2 separate regions of the Homo sapiens genome follow, and region 1 is linked to region 2. A link is a loop called in an ENCODE intact Hi-C map of the cell type or tissue named here. Cell type or tissue: HepG2. All regions are shown on one strand. Links, peaks and the distances in the headings refer to the core of each region. The heading gives the core; the rest is flanking DNA.

Region 1 (11,731 bases), core at 2,129-10,128, 72 kb before region 2:
CCAGCAGGTGGAGTGAGCCCCACACCTTCCCCACACACCCCAACACTATCTGAGGGTAGGAAACAGCAGGGATGCAAAAAGAGGGGCTATCTGAGAGACTCTCCTGAGTATTTATCTTAAGGAGAATGAGTGCTACCTAAACGGGCTACTTAAATGATCAGATCAGACAGATTCTTTTTTTTTTTTTTTTTTTTTTTTGAGATGGAGTGTTTTTGTTTTGTTTTGTTTTTTATGGAGTTTCACTCTTGTTGCCCAGGCTCTGGAGTGCAATGGCGTGACCTCAGCTCACTGCAACCTCTGCCTTCTGGGTTCAAGTGATTCTCCTGCCTCTGCCTCCTGAGTAGCTGGGATTGCAGGTGTGTGCCACCACACCCAGCTACTTTTTTATATTTTTGGTAGAGACATGTTTTCACCATGTTGGCCAGGCTGGTCTCGAACTCCTGACCTCAAGTGATCTGCCCGCCTCAGCCTCTCAAAGTGCTGGGATTACAGGCGTGAGCCACCGCACCTGGCCTGGACAGAGATTCTAATTATATTAGCCACTTAGCTCATTCTACCCCGATCACATGTGAGTGAAGGGGATGGGGGCTGAGGAAGAAGCCAGATGAGTTATAGACAAAGTAAAACATTCACGTTGGTCTACCCATCTCAGTTATAGTTTGAGCTAACATTTTTGACCCTGCCGTATAAGACTGTAAGGGGCAGAATGTGTTCCCCCACCCCAAGTTCACATGTTGAAACCCTGATCCTCCAATGTGACAGTAAATGATTGGTCCCTTTATAAAAGGGACCCCAGAGAGCTCTCCTGCCCTCTTTCTGCCATGTGAGGATCCACAGAGAAGTTGCCAGTCTGCAACCTGGAAGAGGGCCCTCACCAGAACCTGACCAAGCTGGCACCCTCATCCTGGACTTCCAGACTTACAAACTGTAAGAAATAAGTATTCGGAATTCTACTGTAGTAGCCCTAACTGACTAAGACAAACACCTGTCTCATAGGGCTGTTGGAAGGATGACATGGGCTACCACATATAAGGTGCTTAGCACCTGCCTGGCACATAATAATGCTAAGCAAGTGTAAGCTATTATTATTAGGTGATCAAAAAATAGTTGCTGAGGGAGTGAGCAAATAACTAAGTCAAAGCATGAAAGATTGACCAGTTGGCGACAGTCCTTGGTAGAAAAAGCCTGCGGGTCAGACAAACCTAGTGTCCCTCACACCCCTGCTGAGAACCACAACCATCCCCTGTCTGCACCCTCACTTGCCCTAGCAGGAGCCAGTGCTGGTCTGGCATACAGATTCTTTGGCTGTATCCCTTGGACAATTATAACTGAGGAATTCAGCTTATTTTGGGTGAAATCCCTGGAAGTCCAACTTGCGATCTCAATCTGGGCAATGCAGCCACATTTTCCAATGAGTAACTCCCTCCAGTATAACTCCTGGCAGACGATGCTATCGGTCGCTGAGAGAATGTGCCGTCATACGTGGGAAATAGTAAGACCACTGCGTGGGGCTTGACTCATCTGTCAGAGACGGGGTATTTTGAAATCTTGACCTCATTTGCAAACATGTGTTTGCACATACCTTTTGTCAGATGCAACTTTTCCATTCCCAATTTAGCTCCTCCAAATTTTCCCTGAAATGAAAGATGTGACAATGAAGAGAGATAAAGAAACTTTTAATAGGTCTTGATCCAGGTATGTTCTGGGAGAACTCATCTGTCTCTAACTTCCTGTTGACCCCAGAGCCAGGTCTAGGGAGACAGACGAGGCAAGTACCAAAACTGTTAACAACTACCACTTACTGTAAGCATTACCTGTGGGCCAGGCACCGTGTTAACCACTGTACGTACAGAGATTCCTTCACGTACATCGTGACACTAGAGACCCAGAGAGTTTAAGTGGCTTGCTCAATGTCACGAGCTGGAATGTGAATTCAGGCTGCCTATCTCCAAAGCATCTTTGTTTAACCACCTCGGTAGACACTATCTGGATACTACCTTGCTTTATAACATCAGCCAAGAGCCTCTGGCCTTCTGGTTGGAAACATGGAAAAAGTTTTCAGCTTTTTTTTTTTTTTTTTGAGACGGAGTTTTGCTCTTGTTGCCCAGGCTGCAGTGCAATGGCACAATCTTGGCTCACCATAACCTCCGCCTCCTGGGTTCAAGGGATTTTTCTGCCTCAGCCTCCTGAGTAGCTGGGATTACAGCCACACCACCAGGCCCGGCTAATTTTGTATTTTTAGTAGAGACAGGGTTTCTCCGTATTGGTCAGGCCGGTCTCGAACTCCGGACCTTAGGTGATCTGCCTGCCTCAGCCTCCCAAAGTGCTGGGATTACAGGCATGAGCCACCATGCCCAGCCGAGTTTTTGTCATTTTTATAGGCTGTCAGGCGTTGTGGGGAAGAGAAGCTAACAGTAGGTCTCTGTGATTTGTAAATAGACACTTTGGGGGAAGAGTGGGCAGCTTTCTGTTTAATCTCCCAAAAGTTTCTAGGTCTGGCTCCCCCATCATCCTGACACTCAATGTTCTCCTCTCCACACTCTGTCTGAACTGAACATAAGTCCCATGCCCCCAGGTTCTTTCCCATCACTCCCCAAGCCCCCACTGAAACACACCAGCATCTTCTGAATTCTAGCGATCTTTACTGAAATGCACTGTATTATTTTTCCAGCATGTGAAACAGTGCTTCCCACATGGTAGGTGCACCATAAAATTGCCACGACTGGCAATGAGGACACAGAGAAAGCTGTGGATGGGGAGCGGGCACGCGGCTTAGGGCTGAGTCCCAGCTCTGCCTTGACTTGCTGTGTCATCTGGTGCAAGTCTCCAGCTTGGTACCTCATCCGTGAAATGATGTCTAGGTGGCATCTTTGGCCTCTTCCATCTGTAGAGGTCTGGATTCTGTGATTCCACAGGCTCATCTGAAGGGCACACTCTAGCTCTGCTGCCCTTTTGAGAAGGCTGGGTTCCTAGGCAGGGCCTCTGTGTCTCCAGCCTGCAGCCAACTTTCATATACCAGGGATGGAAAATAGTGCTATTATTAGTGGGCTCGCAACCGTCAATGTGTTAAATGGAAGGAAATCGGAAAATCTCATTTCATGAGCACATTTAAGGGAGAGCAGGAATCACTGTGTCCTGATGTGCCAAAAACTCTGCACAACTAACTATAAAATTTGGGGCAGCCGGGCACGGTGGCTCACGTAATCCCAGCACTTTGGAAGGCTGAGGTGGGTGGATCACGAGGTCAGGAGATAGAGACCATCCTGGTTAACACGGTGGAACCCCGTCTCCACTAAAAATACAAAAAAAAAAAAAAATAGCAGTGCATGGTGGCAGATGCCTCTAGTCCCAGCTACTTGGGAGGCTGAGGCAGGAGAATGGCATGAACCTGGAAGGCGGAGCTTGCAGTGAGCTGAGATCATGCCACTGCACTCCAGCCTGGGTGACAGAGCGAGACTCCGTCTCAAAAAAAAAAAAAATTGAGGGCATAAAATGTGGGGAAATGAGGGCCTTTTCTTGAGCTCCCCAGTGGTGTTTCTCACACCCAAAAGTTGAGGCTGGGCGAGAACCAAAGGGAAGGCTTCCCAGCACAGTGCACCCAACAGCCACTTAGGATGGCTTCCCAAACACCTGTGGCCAGGCTCCTTCCAACAAGGAAATTAGCTAACTTGACTAGCAAATCCATCCCCTCACTCTGTATTAGTCAGGGTTCTCTTAGGGGGACAGAACTCACAGTTCTAGAGGGACAGAACTGTCAGAACAGAACAGGGCTCTCTTAGAGGGACAGAACTAACATACATCCTGTTAGTTTATTAAACATTAACTTACACGATCACAAGTTCCCACAATAGGCCGTCTGCAAGCTAAGGAGCAAGGAGAGTCAGCCCGAGTCCCAGAACTGAAGAACTTGTAGTCCCATGTTCGAGGGCAGGAAGCATCCAGCACGGGAGAAAGATGTAGGCTGGGAGGCTAGGCCCGTCTCACTGTCTCACGTTTTTCTCCCTGCTTTATATTTACTGGTGACTGATTAGATGGTGCCCACCCGAGTAAGGGTGGGTTTGCCTTCCCCAACCCACTGACTCAAATGTTAATCTCCTTTGGCAACACCCTCACAGACACACCCAGGATCAATATTGCATCCTTCAATCCAATCAAGTTGACACCCAGTATTAACCATCACACACTCCCAAGTGACAGATACTATCTTATGGTGACTCTCCATTGTTATGGTTCAAGCCAAAAGAGTCACTTGGATGACGGGAGGTTTGCGGCAGATAGATGGGCAGTGCCACAGTAAAACCATGGGGAAGGGTTTCTGGGCTGATGGGGCCTTGTAACACCCCCGAGACCAGTGATGGAAGCGGCCACACGCTCTGCCAAGACACCAGATCTGCCCTCATGTAGAAAATTGTCGAGAGAGCCCGCAATTATCCCAAGGTGCCTATAAGATGCCATTTGCCCTGGCAGGTCTAATGTTTGCTGCACGATTGGGTCAAGAAACTTGGGGTGCTGAGGATATCAAGGACTTAGATGAGCCTAATGCAAAGTCCAGTGTGGCGTTCCAGCCTCTGCCACCGATGCCTCACAATTACCCTAAGATTTTCAGCAGCTGCACAAATCTGAAAACGGCCCCTTGATTCTGTTCCCTAGTAGAAAAGATGTATGGCTGGGCACAGTGGATGACATCTGTAATCCCAGCACTTCGGGGGCAGAGGCGAGTGGGTCACCTGAGGTCAGGAGTTTGAGACCAGTCTGGCCAACATGGTGAAACCCCATCTCCACTAAAAATACCAAAAAATTAGCCAGGTGCCATGGCGCACTCCTGTAGTCTCAGCTACCTAGGAGCCTGAGGCAGGAGAATCGCTTGAACCCAGGAGGTGGAGGTTGCAGTGAGCTGAGAACGTGCCACTGCACTGCAGCCTGGGTGACAGAGACCCATCACCAAAACAACAACAACAACAAAACTGAGCTCAAAGTTCACCTCCTCCCTGAAGCTTCTCCGAACACATTAGCCAAAATCTTTTTGAATTCAATAGTAAATATCGGCTCAATTTGTGATCCCAAATCTGCCTCTAGTACATTTGCAGCCTTATCTCGTCCGTCTCATGGATAATCCTGAAAACTGGATCAAGCCCAATTCCTTGAACATACCCCATGCTTACCCATTACTTAGATTTTGATCACAATACTTTCTCTGCCAGGGCCTCTCTGATGCCTCCACCTATGGAAATTCTGTCCATTCTTGGATGTTTATCCACCAAAAAGTCCTCCTCCACCAGGAAGTCTTTCTTTACCTCGACTCCCATCGCACCTGCCGCCCATCCAAATGTGATCCTGTTCTTTTAATCTAGAAAACAGTATGTTTTAGTGTTGGTGGAAAAAAATCACCGAGCACTTTTGTTTTGTTATTAATTGAGACTCCGTCTCAAAAAAAAAAGAAAAGAAAAGATATAAAGAAACAAACTGGAAAAGCTAATATGAGCCAGGAGCAGGTTTTAAAAAGCAAGTGGTTGATTACACAATTATTAACATGAATCAATCACCCAATGAGTCGAATTTGACTGTGCAACAAACATTTTTTGAGAACTTCAAATGCATGCAACATTATGTGAGGTGCTATGGGGGATGCAAACGTTAGGAAAGTATGCTTTTCACTTTAAGATAATCCAGAAGAAGGATGGGTGCGGTGGCTCCCACCTGTAATCCCAGCACTTTGGGAGGCCGAGGTGGGCGGATCACCTGAGGTCAGGAGTTCGAGATCAGCCTGACCAACATGGTGAAACCCCGTCTCTACTGAAAATGCAAAAATTAGCTGGGCATGGTGGTGCATGCCTGTAATCCCAGCTACTCGGGAGGCTGAGGCAGGAGAATCGCTTGAACCTGGGAGGTAGGGGTTACAGTGAGCCGAGATCGCACCACTGCACTCCAGCCTGGGCGACAGAGTAGGACTCTGTCTCAAAAAATAATAATCATCATCATCATCATCTAGAAGAAAACATCTTATTTACAAATAATGTGAACACCAGAAAGATTGTAAGTGTTATATGAAAGGGAACAAGACAGGAATTTAACCTGGGTTCATGAGCCTTCCCCCCAAAATCAACTATAACATTGCACATGCAAACACATGTGCAAATGGAAAGGAGAGTGAAGGTCCATAGTTCCCATGAGATTCTCAAAGTGGTCACTGGGTATTAAATGAAATAAGGCAAGCACAGTAAGACAATACTGTAAATCTCATTTATTTGTGGAATCTGAAAAAAGCTGATCTTATAGAAGTACAGAGTGGAATAGTGGTTACCAGAGGCTAGGGAAGTTAGCGGAGACGGGATGATGGAGAAAGATTGGTCAACAAGTACAAAATTGCAGTTAGATAGGAGGAATAAGTTCTGTAGCACAGCAGGATGACTACGGTAAATGATATCATATTAAATAGTATATATTTCAAAATAAGTAGAGAGGATTCTGAATGTTCTCATCACAGAGAAATGATACATGTTTGGGATGATGAATATGTTAAATACCATGATTTGATCATTACGCAATGTATACATGCATGGAATCATCACACTGTATCCCATAAATATATACAATTATTATGGGTCAATTCAAAACAAAAGGGCTCAGTGACTGTTTTCCACCAACACTTTAATACCATTTTAGAAATTAAAAGAACAGGATCACATTTAGTTGGGCTGCAGGTGTGTTGGGAGTAGAGGTAGAGAAAGACTTCCTGGTGGAGGAGGACTTTTTGGTAGATAAGCCTCCAAGAATGGATAGAATTTCAATAGATGGAGACATCAGAGAGGCCCTGGCAGAGAAGGTATTGTGATCAAAATCTAAGTAACGAGAAAGCGTGGGTTATGTTCAGGGAACTGGGTTTAATCCAGTTTTCAGGATTATCTATGAGAGGGGAGAGATGAGACTGCACATGTACTTGAGGCAGATTCGGGATCACGAATTGAGCCGACATTTACTATTGAATTCAAAAAAATTTTGGCTAAAGTATTCAGAGAAGCTTCAGGGCGAAGGTGAACTTTGAGCTCAGTTTTGTTGTTGCCGTTGTTGTTATGGTGATGAATCTCCCCCTGTCACCCAGGCTGGAATGCAGCAGCGTGATCTTGGCTCACTGCATCCTCTGCCTCCTGGGTTCAAATGATCCTCCCACCTCAGCCTCCTGAGTAGCTGAGACTGCAGGCACCTGCCACCACGTGCAATCAATTTTTGCTTTTTGTTTTTCTGTAGAGACAGGGTTTCGCCATGTTGCCCAGGCTGGTCCAGAACCCCTGGGCTCAAGTGCTGGGATTACAGACGTGAGTCACCATGCCCAGCTGGGGTTCAGTCTTGATGGGTGGGGAGGACCAGGCCTGGTGAATTTGCGGAGAAAGGGCCTTCCAGGAGGAAATAGTACAAACAAAGCGGGGAAGATGGCCAGAAAGAAGCAAAGAAGATGACAAGACCAACTGGAGGTGATAACTGGGAGAAACATCTGTGTTGAAGGACGAGGCGTGAATTGAGAAGGTGGGTTGACACTAGATTATGAGGATTGTAACATTCAAGCTGAACAATTTCTTATTTTCTCCAGGATCTCATTTTTCCCCACTAGGATTTGGCACTCCCAATAAAAATCATATCAACCAAAGTAATTTTTAAGGTTTCTTTCATAGAGAATTTCCAATATATCCAAAAATAAAGAGAGAGCGGTATACTCATTAGTCAACTTCAACAATTCATGAACAAACTTCTTTCTATACTCTCTCCCATACTATTTCACAGCAAATCCCAGACACCATATTATTTCATCTGTAATTTTATAGTGCCCATCTCTAAAAGAAAAGGATTCTTTATTTTTACATAACGACGATAGCATTACCATACATTTAAAAATTAACAGTACTTTATTAATATCATCTAATATCCAGTCTGCATTCAAATTTCCGATTGTTTCATAAATTACTTGTTTTCCATTGTTTCATAAACTGTTTGTTTATTTGAATCAGGCTCCCAAAAAAGCTTCACACGTTGCAATTGGTTGATGTATCTTTTAAGTATCTTTTAATCTATAGCATTGGCCCATCTCTTTGTTGTTTCCTTTACTTGCAATTTATTGGTTGAAGAAGCCAGGCTGTTTGTTCTGTGACGCTTTCTACATCCTGGATTTCGTCGATTGCATTACTCTGGTATGGTTTAACATGGTCTTCTGTCCTCTGTATTTTCTGTAAATTAGTAGATTCAGACGCTTAATAAGATTCAAGTTTGAGCACTTAAGAATAGCTAGATATGGCCAGGTGTGATAGCTCATGTCTGTAATCCCAGCACTTTGGGAGGGTGAGGTGAGTGGATGGTTTGAGCCCAGGAACTCGAGACCAGCCTGGGCAACATGACACAACCTCATTTCTACAAAAAAAAATACAAAAAATTAGCCAGGTGTGGTGGTGCATGCCTTTAGTCCCAGCTACCCAAGAGGCTGAGGTGGGAAGATCACCTGAGCCCAGGAGATCGAGGCTGCAGTGAGCTGAGATTGCATCATTGTACTCCAGCCTGGGTGACAGAGTGAGACTGTTTTTAAAAAAAAAAAAAAAAAGAAAGAAAGAAAAGAAAAGAATAGCCTCCTAAGAGCCCAATGGTAGGCCAAGTCTTTGCATGCATTGTCTTATTTAATCCTTAAAACAATCTCATTCAGTCTGTGCTATCATCATTGCCATTTAACAGATGAGGAAACTAAGGTCTTGAGATGTCATGTGGCTTGTCTAAGGACACAGTTGTAAGTGGTGGAGCCAATTTAATTGATTGCTGAGTCCAGATGTTTACCCCCTGTATTAGTCTGTTCTCATGTGCTAATAAAGACATACCCAAGACTGGGTACTTTATAAAGGAAAGAGGTTTAATGGACTCAGTTCCACATGGCTGGGGAGGCCTCACAATCATGGCAGAAGGCAAAGGAGGAGCAAAGGCACGTCTTATATGGTAGCAGGCAAGAGAGGTTATGCAGGGAAACTCCCATTTATAAAACCATCAGATCTCGTGAGACTTATTCACTACCACAAGAACAGTATGGGGGAAACCAACCCCATGATTCAATTATCTCCACCTGGCCCCGCCCTTTTTGCATGGGGATTACTACAATTCAGGGTGAGATTTTAGTGGGGACACAGCCAGATCATATCACCCCCCCATGCCATCCATCCTACCTGCAGCAGCAGATTACCACCTGCCTGCAGTCAAGGCACATCATGAATATCATGATTATCCCTTATCCCTTCCAATTTATCTTGCTTAGATATGCAGAGTAAATGCTGCTAAGCGTGTACAGGTATCTGCATGTCTATCAGAGTGGATCTTTCTGTGTAAGGGCTGTTGGTATGGTCTATTTGGGTGTACAACTTCTAATTAGCAGTCTTTCTATATTACATTCTTTCTTTACTTTTTATAAGAACTTTGATAGGCTTAGATTATTTCCTCTGCAGTTATGTATTGTTTCTGTATCATTTAAAACTCCAAGCAAGGAACAACACTCATTAATATACATCTATAGAAAATAACAAAAGAGCACTACACACTTCCTTTGAAAGGCAAAGGCTATGTACAAGTCCTTTCCAAATGGTAATGATAACGATGATAAATATAATAGCAATAATAAAGAGTGACACTATTGACTGCTAGTTTGTGATAAGATATTTACAAATGCCACTGTGCTAAAACCTTTACAAGTGTTAGTTTATTGTATTTAACCTTACAGCAACCTTATAAAGTAGGTCTTTCTCTCTTTCTTTTCTTTCTTTCTTTCTTTCTTTCTTTCTTTCTTTCTTTCTTTCTTACTTTCTTTCTTCTTTCTTTCTTTTGACACAGTGTTTTGCTTTGTTGCCCAGGTTAGAGCACAGTGGCTGCATCATAGCTCACTGCAGCCTCAACCTCCTGGGCTCCAGCGATCCTCCCACCTCAGCCCCCCAGATAGCTGGGGCTATAGGCACCCAACACCAAACCTGGCTAATTTTTAAATTTTTTGTAGAGATAGGGTGTCCCTATTTTGCTCAGGCTGGGCTCAAGTGATCCTCCCACTTTGGCTTCTGGGCTCAAGTGATCCTCCCACTTTGGCCTCCCAAAGTCCTGGGATAACAGGTGTGAGACACCGTGCCCAGCCTGAAGTAAGTATTGTTATCCCTGTTTTTCAGACAAGTAAATGGAAGCTCAGAGAGGTTAAGGAACTTTCCCAGTATCACAAAGGATGTTTTAAAGCTTTTGATAAAAATATCTTTCAAGAAAACAACTGATTTGGATTTTGCAAACAACTTCCAATGAGATGCCCACATACTTTTTTGCCTGAAGAATAATATCTATTTTCAACAAACCCAGGGCAATATCTTGATTTCCTCTAATGCTCGATGTGTAGGACTGACCAGAAAGGAAGCAAACCAGCCCTGGCTCCTTAAAAAGGAGGTGGCAGCAATGTTGTGTCATGTGACAACAATCAGGCTTGATGTCAAGCTTGGGCCCTCTGTACCAGCAAATGCACCACATTCCCTACAGGTCTGATCCATCAGGGAACAGCAGAAACTCTGAGACCAACAACACTATATTATTTTCTAACCACTGATCTACTGACCAGACTTCAGGCTTCTCAAGCTATTCGCCTCCTGTGACCTGTTCCTCTTTCCATCAGGATGGAAAGGATAATGGCAAGGGTCCTCTGGTAAGCTTTCCTATTACTTGTTATTTGCTAACACTAAAACCAGTAATTCTTACCACTTTGTCAACATTTTTCTTTCTTTTTGTTAGTATTTCCTCCTTTACGTTACTTCTTCCTCTCATTTCTCTTTTCATCTGTCCCTCAAATATTGACTGAAGCAAACAATGCTAGAAGCTTGGGAGTTCCCTGTTGTACATAGGGTTTGGTGTCAGATTTAGGAATCTCCAGGATCACTTCCCACTTTCTTTTGTGCAGCAGGCATTACATACTTTAACCAAACTCTATTACTTCCCACCATTTCCTGATATCACTTTTCCTTGCCTTTGCCATGCTTTGGTTCCTTCCATGCTTGCCTTTTGCAGCCCATCATCCTTAACTGTTGTCATCCTGCTCATCTTTCAGACTCAGCTACAACACTATCTCTTCCCCAAAGCTGAAAGGGATCTCCTCATCCATCCATCCACCCATCCACCCATCCTGTCAACCTACCATCCAGCTCTTCTTCTTTCCATCCATCCATCCATCATCCATCCATTCTTCTTTCCTTTTATCCATTCATACTGCCATCAATCGTGCTGTCCATCCATCCTTCTTTCTATCCATCTGTCCATCCATCCATTCATTCTTCTTTCCTTCATCCATCCATACTGCCATCAATCCTGCTGTCCATCCATCCTTCTTTCTATCCATCCATCCATCCATCCATTTATTCTTCTTTCCTTCATCCATTCATCCTGCCATTCATCCTGCCATCCATCCATTCATCCATCCTTCCTTCCATCCATCCATCCATCCATCCATCCTTTCTCCCATCCACCTATCCATACATTAATCCATCCATCCTGTCATCTTTTTATCCAATAAACATTTATTGAGCATCTACTATGTGTCGAGCACTAAGTTGTTCCTGGGGATACAAGCTGGCCCTTCCTGCCAGGAGTTTACAGTCTAGCACTGTGTTGTCCTATATGGTAGCCACCAGCCACATGTAGCTGTTGAGCACTTACAATGTGGTTAGTATGAATTGACATGTGCTGTAAACCT
Region 2 (11,731 bases), core at 1,518-9,517:
CCAGGAAGTGAATCGTCACTAGCCTGCTCTGAGAGGGGGATCTGAGAAAGCTTTCAGTGGCTTTGAAGATGAGTATCAATACCAGCAGGCATCTCAGAGTTCTTTCAGCTGCTTCAGATTAAATCATATTAATTTAATTGTTTTAGGGATTCTCTGTTTGCAGTGCCAGATATGTTTATGGTACTGAGGAGTTTTCTTCATGAATGTTCTAATAAATTTCACTTCTCTGGTAGAACCCCCCCACCCCCAAGGGAAAAAAGAGTGTCGTGAACATTTTCCTGTGTCCTCTTACTGGCATCTATCAAGAAATATTTGGGTTGGCTGGGCACAGTGGCTCAGGCCCGTAATCCCAGTGCTTTAAAAGGCCAAGGTGAGCAGATCACTTGAGGCCAGGAGTTCGAGACCAGCCTGGCCAACATGGTGAAACCCCATCTCTACTAAAAATATAAGAATTAGCCGGGCATGGTGGTGTGTGCATGTAATCCCAGCTACTTAGGAGGCTGAGGCACAAAAATTCCTTGAAGCCGGGAGACAGACGTTGCAGTGAGCCAAGATCGCGCCACTGCACTCCAGCCCGGGCAGCAGAGTGAGACTCTGTCTCAAAGAAAAAAAAGAATTATTTGGGTTTATTATTTAATACCTCTTACAAGGATGATTTTCTTTTCTAACTACTGCTGATAGTTATTTTTTCTATTTATTCTTTTTATTTTTATTAATTATTGTTCCAATACAATTTAATTTTATCAGTTGTAATTTTGGAATGCATGTGCTGTGCTTTCGTTAAAGCAGCCTATATTAACTCTTTCTTTCAGGGGTGAGTCAGGTGCTGGGAAGACAGAAAATACAAAGAAAGTTATTCAGTACCTTGCCCATGTTGCTTCTTCACATAAAGGAAGAAAGGACCATAATATTCCTGTAAGTTTCTGCTCTGTTGTTTTTTAAATCTTCTTCTTCTTTTATAATTTCAGAAACAAAAATAAGGAAGCCAGTCTACTCTCCACACTGCTATAACTGACAGCTCCCTTGTCTCCACCTGCTCCCCGCCACCTACCCAGCAATGCTTTTTTCCACCCCAGAGGCTAGGATACAAGGAAATTGCTGTTAAAGAGGTTTTCTGACAGGGCAAACTGGAATTATGGTTGTGGCTTGATGCCTAATTTCTTGCAAAGATTTGCTGAGAATTGTTCAGCAGTTCTTTCTGAACTTGCAGTAGCCTCTTGCTACTACCCACAGCAGCTTGAGGGGAGGGTAGAGATATGGGAAGAAGTGATGACAGAAAAAGGGCAAGAATAGAAATGTCAGTTCTCCTTAATTTTTAGACATGCAGAAGTGGTAGTTAATACAGCCTGAGAGAACGCCAGCCAACCCAGCTTCCACAGTTCTCAACTGCACATTGGCTTGGTGCTTTGGAAATGGCTTACTGCTAGGCAAAGACTCAAACTTGCTAACATTTGCATTTGTCTGTTTGTAATGAACAGCAGGAATCGCCTAAACCAGTGAAACACCAGGCAAGTGCTCTTCTTTATGCTTCTTAGTCTTGAGTGTTTGCACTAATTTCTGTCTGTAGATTGAGTCTCTGCTAGAATCAAATGCCACTAGTTCTAAGTGAAATCTGTCATTAAAAAATTTTAATTTTGAAAATTTATTGCTTAGAGCCTTATTCTTTCTTGAGAAGCGCATGCCGTTTTGCTTTAAATTTGTTTTCTCAATAAATTTTAATATTTATTTGCCCTTTTATCATGACATTGAACTGCATGTTTATGAAGCCTATAAATTATGGTTTCATATGTCATTTACTAGGTGGAATTATTTTAATACTTATCAGACACATGGAAACCTAGCTTTGTGCCCTACACTACATTTTGAATTTGGGGCTGCCCCTTTAAAAATTATACCTTTAGAGCTAACAAATTTCTGATCTGTTAAAGTTTTATGGCATGGCATAGTTTATGCCTGTATGTGTTTTAAACCAAAGGCCCAATTATATTTAATATATAAAATAAATTAGAGCTGGGCACAGTGGTATGCACCTATAGTCCCAGCTGTTTGGGAGGCTGAGACAGAAGGCCTGAGCCCAGGTATTTGAGGCTGCAGTGAGCTATGATCACACAACTGTGCTCCAGCCTGGGCAACGGAGCAAGACCTCATCTCTATAAATAAGTAAAATAAAATCAATTACAATTTTCTTAATGCTGGGCAAGTAGTGGAAGACTGTTATTCTTCCTAGTTATCAGATGCCTGCCTTTTAGCTCCACAGACCATAGCAGTGAAAAAAGCAAGAATCATAGCATGACCTCCATTTCTCACTACCTGGGAGGAGAAGGAGGGCAGACCTGAGCCAGATACCTTGGATAGAGTAGGACATCTATACTTGGATTTAATCCTTTCCCTAGCATGGGAATGGTTTTGGTTGGTCTTCCACAAACATAATGATATAAAGCTGATATAAAGCAAGAAACAATAATATCGAGTTATGGAAATGATCTGTTAATATAAAGAAATAATCATAAATATCTAAGGAATTGTCATAGACACTGAGATTTTAAGATACCTTACTTAAGATTCTTAAGAGATTGCCAGCCACCCAAGCTGTACTGTACCTATGAAGGCCTATGATGTCCTTTTGCTCCTTTAGCTGCAGAATAGACCAGTGATACAAATGAAGAGGGTAAATGAAATAGTCATTATCCTGTAGGGTATTTAAAAGCTTCTTTGCCAATTAAAGAAGGAAAATCTGGACCAGAAACCAGTTTTTCTTTATGCTTTAGAGGTACTTGCTAAATGTCCTTTTAATTTGTACTTGTGTCGCTATTGAAATAATGTTAAGCAATTAATACACAGATTTAGGTTTTCCAAATTCCCTGTGGAACACATAAATCATTGTTGTTAACATTTTGTTTCGATGTCATTTTAAACTACAGAGTGGATCCCTGTTGTATGTGAGTAGCATGCCTACCCCCACCTAGATTTTACTTTGAGTCAAATCAATCCCTGGGAAGCAGGTTCTCCCAAAGAAGGCAGCAGCTTCTTTGGGCCATGCTTCCCGGTCATTGCCGATTTGCATGTCGTACTGCATGTGTCCACTGTGCACACAATCTTCAGTGCTGCTTTTCCCAAGTTGATTTTAATCGTAGTTAAGCAGTAGCTATGCTGATGTTTTTAGAAATATTAGAAGAATACTCGTTCTCAATTTTTCTTCCCCAACACAACTGAGGAACGTGAAATACTTAACAGCACCGTACGGAATGGTCACACCGTGGAAGGGTACCATTCAAGAAGTTACTTCTCCCCCTGCTGGGTGTCCCTGTCTGCGACTTCTTCACCCAACTTGAATGATTGCCTTAAAGTTATAGTTACAGTGTGAAAAGTCTGTACTTTCCAAGGTTACAGTTTCTTTTGGTTGATTTGATACCACTGGTTTGTGATTTTACATTGAACTTTATAAGCAAAAGTTGAATCCCGAGGAACCATGAGTGTACATCCAGCATTTTATCACTAAACGGTAGTATGAATTGTAAACCCAAAGGGGAGGGCATTTCTAGGCTCCTGATTTTGTCAGTCCTTTATATATTTGCTTGTTTATCTACTCATTCTTTTTTTGAAACAATTTAAATGAGATATAATTCACATACCATTCAATGTACCCATTGGAAGTGTACAATTTAGTGTTTTTAGTATATTCACTTTATGCAATTATTATCATAATCAATTTTAGAACATTTTCCTCACCCCAAAAGAAACTCCATACCCATTAGCAGTCACCTGCCATTTCCCCTCAGCCCCTGGCAAGCACTAATCTACTTTCTGTCTCTATGTATTTGCGTATTCTAGACATTTCGTGTGAATGGAATCATATAATATGTGGTCCTCCCTGACGGTTCTTTCTTTTAGCATAATATATTCAAGGTTCATCCAGATTCTAGCACATATAAGTACTTCATTCCTTTTTATGGCCAAATAATATTCCATAATATTAAATATGTGTCACGTTCTGTTTATCCATTCATCAGTGAATGGATATGGATTTTTTTCTACTTTTTGGCCATTGTAATTAATGCTGCTGTGAACACTCATGTACAAGTTATGGTGAGAACATATGTTTTCATTTTTCTTAGGTAGCTACCTAGAGGTAAAATTGCTGGGTCATACGGTAATTCTGTTAAACATTTTTAAAGAGACTGCACCATTTGACATTGCCACCAGGAACATGTGAGAGTTCCAGTTTCTCCATATCCTCATTGGCACTTGGCATTGTCTGTGTTTTTATTAAAGCCATCCTAGTGAGCGGTGTGGTCAGTCTTTTATGTTTACCTTTTAAATTTCATCTTCATTTTCAAAATATGAACAAATATAAGCAAATCAGTTTTCAAAATTAAAGTGACAATACTTAACTTGAAATAAACATTTATCTATGAACTTTTGGTGTACTTTTTATAACAAAATTAAAGGTCTTATTTGGCTATATCCCCTTAGTATCCACCAGCCGACTGCAAGTACAGCTTCTGTGTGCCCTCTTTCCTCAAGAGAGGTTGCTCTTAGAGACCCTCAAAGTCTAGCACAGAGTTCACAAAGCCTCAACATAGTGCAATTTCAGAGCAGATTTGAAAATAATCGATTAAGTTCTTAAACTTGACCGTCCCCTACAAATGATACCTTCAAGCCAGCCCACTTGTCTCCCTGTGTTTCCAGTCATCTTCAGGATGACTTTGTATCTTTCTCCAACCTGGTTTAAACTGTGCTGAACCAAGACAGAAAGGTGATAGAGAGCCTGCCAGTTGAGATTAGAGTCTGGTTTTCAACATGTGGTTGGTTGCTGCTGCCTGCTTTTAACCTTCCTGCAGCTCTGCCCTGCCAGGCCTGCAAGGTACAGCCGGATCTCAGCCTGAGTCCCCTTGCGGGCTGAACTGGACTTTTGAAAGAGGTATATATTTTTAACCATTTCGAACTCATGCTATATCATATAGCAAGTGTATATTATATACTATGTAATAAACCCAGGAGTGTAATTTTCACTATGACTGGTAAACTTTGAAAGCAGTATATAACTCTAAATATTTAGAACTTTAAAAATCATTTCAATAGCTAAGGCTGCTTGTTTTCTACATTCCAAAATAACATTATAGAATAGAAACAAGGGACATTGCCCATCCAATTCTAGAGGAAAAGTAAATAGTCACTGCCCCCTGATGGTTTACAAATGCCTTCATAATTTGGTTGAGATCTGTTAGCACCATTTATCTAATTATGAAATTGTTCAACACAGAAATTATCTCATGTTAATTTCTATATGTTATGATAATTGGCTTTGTACCAGGTTTTTGGGGATTCATTTGGGGAGTTTTTGAGATCGTTACTCAGTCTCACCAATGTCCACAAATCCATTAGTAGGAGTGATACCATGACACTATCAATGTAGTGGGACCAGCAACAGGGACGGAGGAGTGCCTGAGTCCACCATTACCATGGTGACTCTGAGGACCCATAAATCTTCTTGCTGCCTTTGGCTCACCACCATCCCCTCCCCAAATAGTTCTAGAATTCTGGGTTCCAACCTTTTGGCTTCCCTGGGCCACACTGGAAGAAGAAAAATTGTCCTGAGCTATGCATAAAATACACTAACGATAGCTGATGAGCTATTTAAGAAAAAAAGGTTTGTGCATAATTTTCATGATATCCACCATCACAGATAAGCAAAAAATGTCCTCACATTTAAAGAGTTGGACACCCGTGGAACCTCTGATTATACATTCATTCAGCAAAGCATTTGCCAAGCATCATTTTGACCTGATACTGACCGAGTTAGGCACAGGGGATACAACCAGGTTACTTGAAGCCAACACAAGAAGAATAGAATCAGTGGATCTCTCTCTCTCTCTCTCTCTCTCTCTCACTCACACACACACACACACACACACACACACAGAGAGGAAAAGAAAAGAACCAATAGAAAATTTGACTCAAATAATCCTTTTAGCCATATCTAAGTAATATTAAAGTAAGATATGCATTACTGGTTTTACCTCCAAGTTAGGAAAACTCTTTAAAGATGGACTATCAAAGTCTTTTTCTTATGATTTGGTAGGATGGTGTGTGATTTTAAGGAATCCAAAGTCTAGCAGTAGATATTTAGTATTAAGGTAATGTCCCACTTACTAGAATGCCAGTGTTTTTCCAAGTTTCCACATTCTCATCACATAGATTGAATTAGGTTTAAAAAAAAAAAGGCTTTTAGAGACCCAAACAGTTAATGCAAAGTGAGTATACCAAGGGCTTTGCAAGATATTGGTCATAGGAATGCTGATGGAACTGACTGCTGACCCCGGGGGGGTGGAGGAAGGCAGTCTATCACCGAATAATGACTGACATTTTTAATTTTTATTTTTTATTTTTTGGAGATGAGTCTCTCGCTCTTTCTCCCAGGCTGGAGTGCAGTGGTGCGATCTCTGCTCATTGCAACCTCTGCCTCCTCGGTTCAAGCGATTCTCCTGCCTCAGGCACCCGCCACCACACCCGGCTAATTTTTCTGTATTTTTAGTAGAGACAGGTTTCACTGTGTTAGCCAGGATGGTCTCGATCTCCTGACTTCATGATCCGCCTGCCTTGGCCTCGCAAAGTTTTGGGATTACAGGCATAAGCCACCGCGCCTGGCCCCTGACTGGCATTTTTAACAATGGCTCTCAGTCATCAAAGTTGTTCAGGATACCATGCTTAAGACAGTTTGGCAGCATGTAATGGTTTAGAAAAATTTACAGCACGAGACCATCCTGGCTAACATGGTGAAACCCCGTCTCTACTAAAAATACAAAAAATTAGCCGGGCATGGTGGCGGGTGCCTGTAGTCCCAGCTACTCGGGAGGCTGAGGCAGGAGAATGGCATGAACCCAGGAGACGGAGTTTGCAGTGAGCCGAGATCGCGCCACTGCACTCCAGCCTGGGCGACAGAGTGAGTCTCCGTCTCAAAAAAAAAAAAACAAAAACTTTACAGGAAAAATAGTCTGGTAAGGGTTTTGAAGTGAGGAAAACAGAAGATTTGTTGTACAGGGAGGAAACTGTCTAATGCCAAGAAAATAAACCGATGCCATGTAATGACATCCACGTAGCTTGAGGTTCTTGACAAGACTGGTTCCTGACTGGCTTCAGTTGAACACGGTTGTAGATTGTAGTTAAGACCTATGAACATGCGGATAGTCCAGATCATGCTGTAATGGATGTAGGCAGAGCAGGTCCCCTTCCTGTGTAATGTGCCTGAGGAACACTTCCCCACCCTTTCAGCTGAGTGACAGTCCACACCAGGGCGGCGTGACAGAACTGTACGGATGACATATATTTGTTCTTTTTTTTGAATTTGATGGTGATGGAGTGCATCACATACCAAATGCCACTAATTTAAAAGCCTCATGTGAGGTTCTTTATATTCATCTTTTTTGCTTAGAGTATCGCATTTCCTAGCAGCTTTTATTTAGTTTTTCTTTAGGTCTAAAATACTGTGGGTATTTTAAAATATAGGGGTAAGATTTATGTTTGGAAAAAGCAGGTTTATTTAAGTCATAAAATATAATTCTGAAATTACATTCCAGAAACACAGCATCACTTCTGGTGCTTTTCATGGCCAGAAATGGCATCATGCTTTCTCATACAGCTTTCTATTGTGTTTCATGATTAAAGTACGTATTAATATATTTCCACCTTTTGTTTGTAAAATCTGTTTTATAGCCTAATTTACATATAAGTAAAGACACCAACTAAAGCAGACATTTTACCGAATCCTCTCTACTTAGCCTTTTAAATCTGAGCAAGTTAGCAGCATCAACGTCTTTACCATCCTCTGAAAGTGGAGGTGAAGACATTGCCCTGTCTATATGATAGAGATAGTATATGAAACTCCTTGGAAAACTGGAAAGTGCTACATCAATACAGTGGTAACTGTTAAATTAACTGCCTTAAAGTTTTCAAATAAGGCAGAGTTAAAATAAACAAGTATTAATATGTTCTTAATTGAAGTGTCGTGCTAAATTTCATTTCATGAAAGCCAGTCTGTTTTATTTTCAAAATTCTCTGCCTGATTTACGTGCCCCATGCTTAAGTTGATCTTCTCTGTTCAGCGTGACATTTTTTTCTCCTTGTGACCACTTTATAGATGCTAATTTTTTCCTTTAGTGGAGTCCATTATCATAACCAGGATTAAGAAGCCAACAAAAGTTGCTGGATGGCAGACAGAATGAAAGAACTGAGGAAAAGATGCAGTTTCTTTTTTAGAAATTTTTCCCCTGATGACTTGAGTAAAGACATTAGATTAACGTACATCTGCTTTTATTTGTGTGTGTGTAATGTCTTTTAGGGGGAACTTGAACGGCAGCTTTTGCAAGCAAATCCAATTCTGGAATCATTTGGAAATGCGAAGACTGTGAAAAATGATAACTCATCTCGTTTTGTAAGTTTCAAAGCACCAGAAGCTTTTAATTCCTTAGATTTCTAGTTAAATGTTTACTGTGATTAAGCAAATGAATTACTTTTCTTCCTAGATTTTAAGAAGCTAATAGATGTAGTTCTGTAGACATAATACAAGCTCACATGTAATTTTAAATTTTCTAGTAGTCACATTTGAAAAGAAAAAAGGTAATGTGTAAGTAACTTTCATCATTTTATCATACAGAAATGTATAACTCTGTCTTATTTTATGGATATGTAATTTAACCTCTCTGAGCTTATTTATCTTTGATTGGGCATGATAATAACACCTGTCAGTGGAATCGGAGTAGAGAATAAATGGTGTGCACGCTGAGCACTTAGCCCGGCACTATGCATAGTAAACATTCAACGCATTAGATGTGGTAAACTGACCTTTTCCTACCTTGCTATTTTCTGTGGGATTTGGACTTTGGAATAATTTGTCACTACTATGACTTCTCTTTAATTTTTTTTTTTTTTTGAGACAGGGTCTTGCTCTGTCACCCAGCCTGGAGTGCAGTGGCACAGTCATAGCTCACTGCAGCCACCAACTCCTGGTCTCAAGGCATCCTCCTTCCTCAGTCTCCCAAGGAGCCGGGACTACAGGCTCACGTTACTTCACCAGGCTAATTTAAAAGAGTAACTTTTTTTTTTTTAGAGACTAGGGTCTCACTATGTTGTCCAGTACTTTGGGAGGCTGAGGCAAGAGGATCGCTGGAAGCCTCAGCCTCCCAAAGTACTGGGATTACAGGAATGAGCCACCACACCCAGCCTAAAAATTCTCCTTAGCTATTCAACTTGAAAGCTTTACTTTCCTCCTCAGTTTGACTAGCTGTACCTGTTCACCTGAGAATGTTATCCTAAGTGATGGCCAGGTCTCTGTTACGTCAGAGACACTGCCCCTTTCCACCCCAGCTGCTCACCTTCAACACTGTCACAGCAAATCATCTCTAAACCCATATTCAACACAACGGACATTCCTCCAGTAAGTCTTTTGCCCTGGATTATGGTCATCAAGTTTCAGAAACCCCTTCCACTGTTAGATTGAAGAAGGACTTCATTGTTCAATTATTTCCACTTAAGTTGTTCAAATTAATTCTTCCCTTTTTTTTCTCCCTGCTCTGAAGTATTGGTAAAAGTCAAGAACGCCAGAGTAAGAGACCTCAGTTCTAGCAGTTCATTGATGGATAATTTGGGGGATCTAGTGTCGTCGTGACACGCTTTTTAAAATTGAGATAACATCATGGTCTGCACATTAATTTACCGATGGTGTGGTTGCTATGATTAGTGGAAGCGACCAGATTCAGGATCACAGAGGACCCAGCAAACACAAGGGCAACCATAAAGCCCTCTGGATTAGTTCACTAGGGCTGCGATATAAAAGTACCACAGACTGGGAGCAGCATAAACAATAGAAATGTACTTTTCCACAATTCTGGAGGCTAGATGTCTGAAGCAAGGTGTTGGCAGGATTGGTTTCTTCTGAGGCCTCTCATAACTGAACCCAAGTTCGGCTGCGTGCCACTTGAAAGCCACCCACGAGAGACGAGAGTTGGTGGGAGGAAAAGCAGGTTTATCTGGAGAGCCAGCAAACGAAGATGATGGTGGACTAGCGTCCCAGAGGACCCTCTGAAGTCAGAACACATTTTAGGCTGTTTTTATGTTAAGGCAGGGGGAAGGGGAGAGGGTTGGGATGAAGAGGTAACTGACGACCACAGACATCTGGGCGCCGGCAAGGGTCCAAGGAGGTTGGGAATATCCTTGTCCTTAGTCAAGTCACAGTGCTCTCATCAATCTTTAACGAAACATAGTTGTTCACACACTTCTCCTTTAATCTCAGAGTTAGTTTTAAAAACTACCTGATTGCTGTTTTTGCATATTATCTCAGTGCTCTAAAATTATCCTTGTCCATGTGCAGGAATGGGTAAAGGCCCCTTAAACAAAAATGGAGTTGGTTATGTTAGTTCTCTTGCTGATTCACTGTGCACTCTTTCTTTGGCTTATAGATGGTTGTATTCTCCCTATGTCTTCACGTGGCCTTCCCTCTGTGTGTGTCTGTGTCCTAATCTCTTCTTATGAGGACACCAATTATATTGAAGTAGGGTGCACCCTAATGACCCTTTTTTAATGTAATGACTTCTTTAAAGACCCTCTTCCTAATTACAGTTCCATCATGAGGTCCTGGGGGTTAGGACTTCAACACAGGAATTTGTGCAGGGACGCATTTCAGCCCATAGCACCTTCAGAGATAGTTTCAGTGCAAGACGCTTTCCAAGTTATGTAAGAAATAGGGATGTATTTTCTTGGAATATTGTTTATTCCCAGGAAGATAAAATTTGAAGATTCACTTAATCCAAGTTCATTTAGTAATTAATTTAGCTTTTTATGTGCAAAGTGGGTTAACAAATGTGCCTGTGTCAGTAGGAGGCATGCCTGTGACTTGACTCGTGGGTTTAGAAACGATCTGAGGAAACTGCATTCCTTCAGACTTTCCGTCACTCTCCTGGATCATCCCCATTGAGCCTGAGCCACAACTAAATCTGAAATTTTCCTACTGAAATGCCCTGTGTTTAGTGGCTATATCACAGGAAAGAAGGAACAGTGAGCTGCCAGCTTTGGTATGTGAATCTCCATCAAGATCTTCAAGGACTTCTTTGTGGAAAATTGTTTATCTTACCACAGAAATCAAGTTACTAATCTATTCTGTTTCCCCCACCCCCAGCCCTCAAACCATACCCTAAATTCAAGAGAGACAGTTTTGGTGCTCAGTGGCCCCGCTTTTTCCTGGAAAAGATAAATTGCTACTAAGCCGTCATTTGTGTCCTTGGGTAAAGAATGTAGTGGTTCTGTTACGAAGTGTAAGGATTTATCCCCCTGCCAGGGTGTGTTTCAACTCATTATTTTAGTGTTTGGACAGATATAATTCTATATTAGTTATCAGTTGCTACGTAACAAATGATCCTAAAACCTGGTGGCTTCAGGCATCGATTATCTCATGGTTTCTGTGTGTCAGAAAGTCAGTAGCAGCTTAGCTGGGTGACTCTGGCCCAGGGTCTCTTAGGAGGTCGTCACTGAGATGTTGGCTACAGCTGTAGTCATCTGAAGGCCTGACTGAGGTGGGAGGATCTCCTTCAAATCTTCCTCAGGTAGCTCTTGGTGGGAGGTCCCTATCCTACATGGCTCTTGGCTGGAGGCCTCAGTTCCTGGCTTTGGAGGCAGCCTCTCCATAGGGCTCCTTGAATGTTGCCATGACATGGCAGCCAGCTTCTCCCAGAGCAAGTGA

What was found. A loop is a pair of places that touch in the nucleus more often than their neighbours do. Peaks named below come from ENCODE experiments on the same cell type or tissue, not always from the same donor. Only the 100,000 strongest peaks of a DNase experiment are listed, where the experiment ranks them.
Region 1: a loop joins it to region 2, with 2.4 times the contacts of the local background. A loop is called at or near these places in 9 of 110 quality-filtered maps.

Annotation. Positions count from the first base shown.
Region 1 is chr17:8,639,488-8,651,218 of GRCh38, reverse strand. No RefSeq gene overlaps it. Among named protein-coding and RNA genes, the nearest start is that of MYH10, 15 kb to the right of the region's middle. In HepG2, for the core only: no CTCF peak of the experiment used is centred there; DNase peaks (open chromatin) are centred at 3,789 and 7,068; H3K4me3 peaks cover 475 bases.
Region 2 is chr17:8,566,420-8,578,150 of GRCh38, reverse strand. MYH10 (myosin heavy chain 10) reads left to right here. Exons shown (of 43, transcript NM_001256012.3): 5 at 813-915; 6 at 1,479-1,508; 7 at 8,339-8,431. Among named protein-coding and RNA genes, the nearest start is that of MYH10, 58 kb to the left of the region's middle. In HepG2, for the core only: CTCF peaks have their summits at 3,286 (motif pointing left) and 5,185 (motif pointing left); no DNase peak of the experiment used is centred there.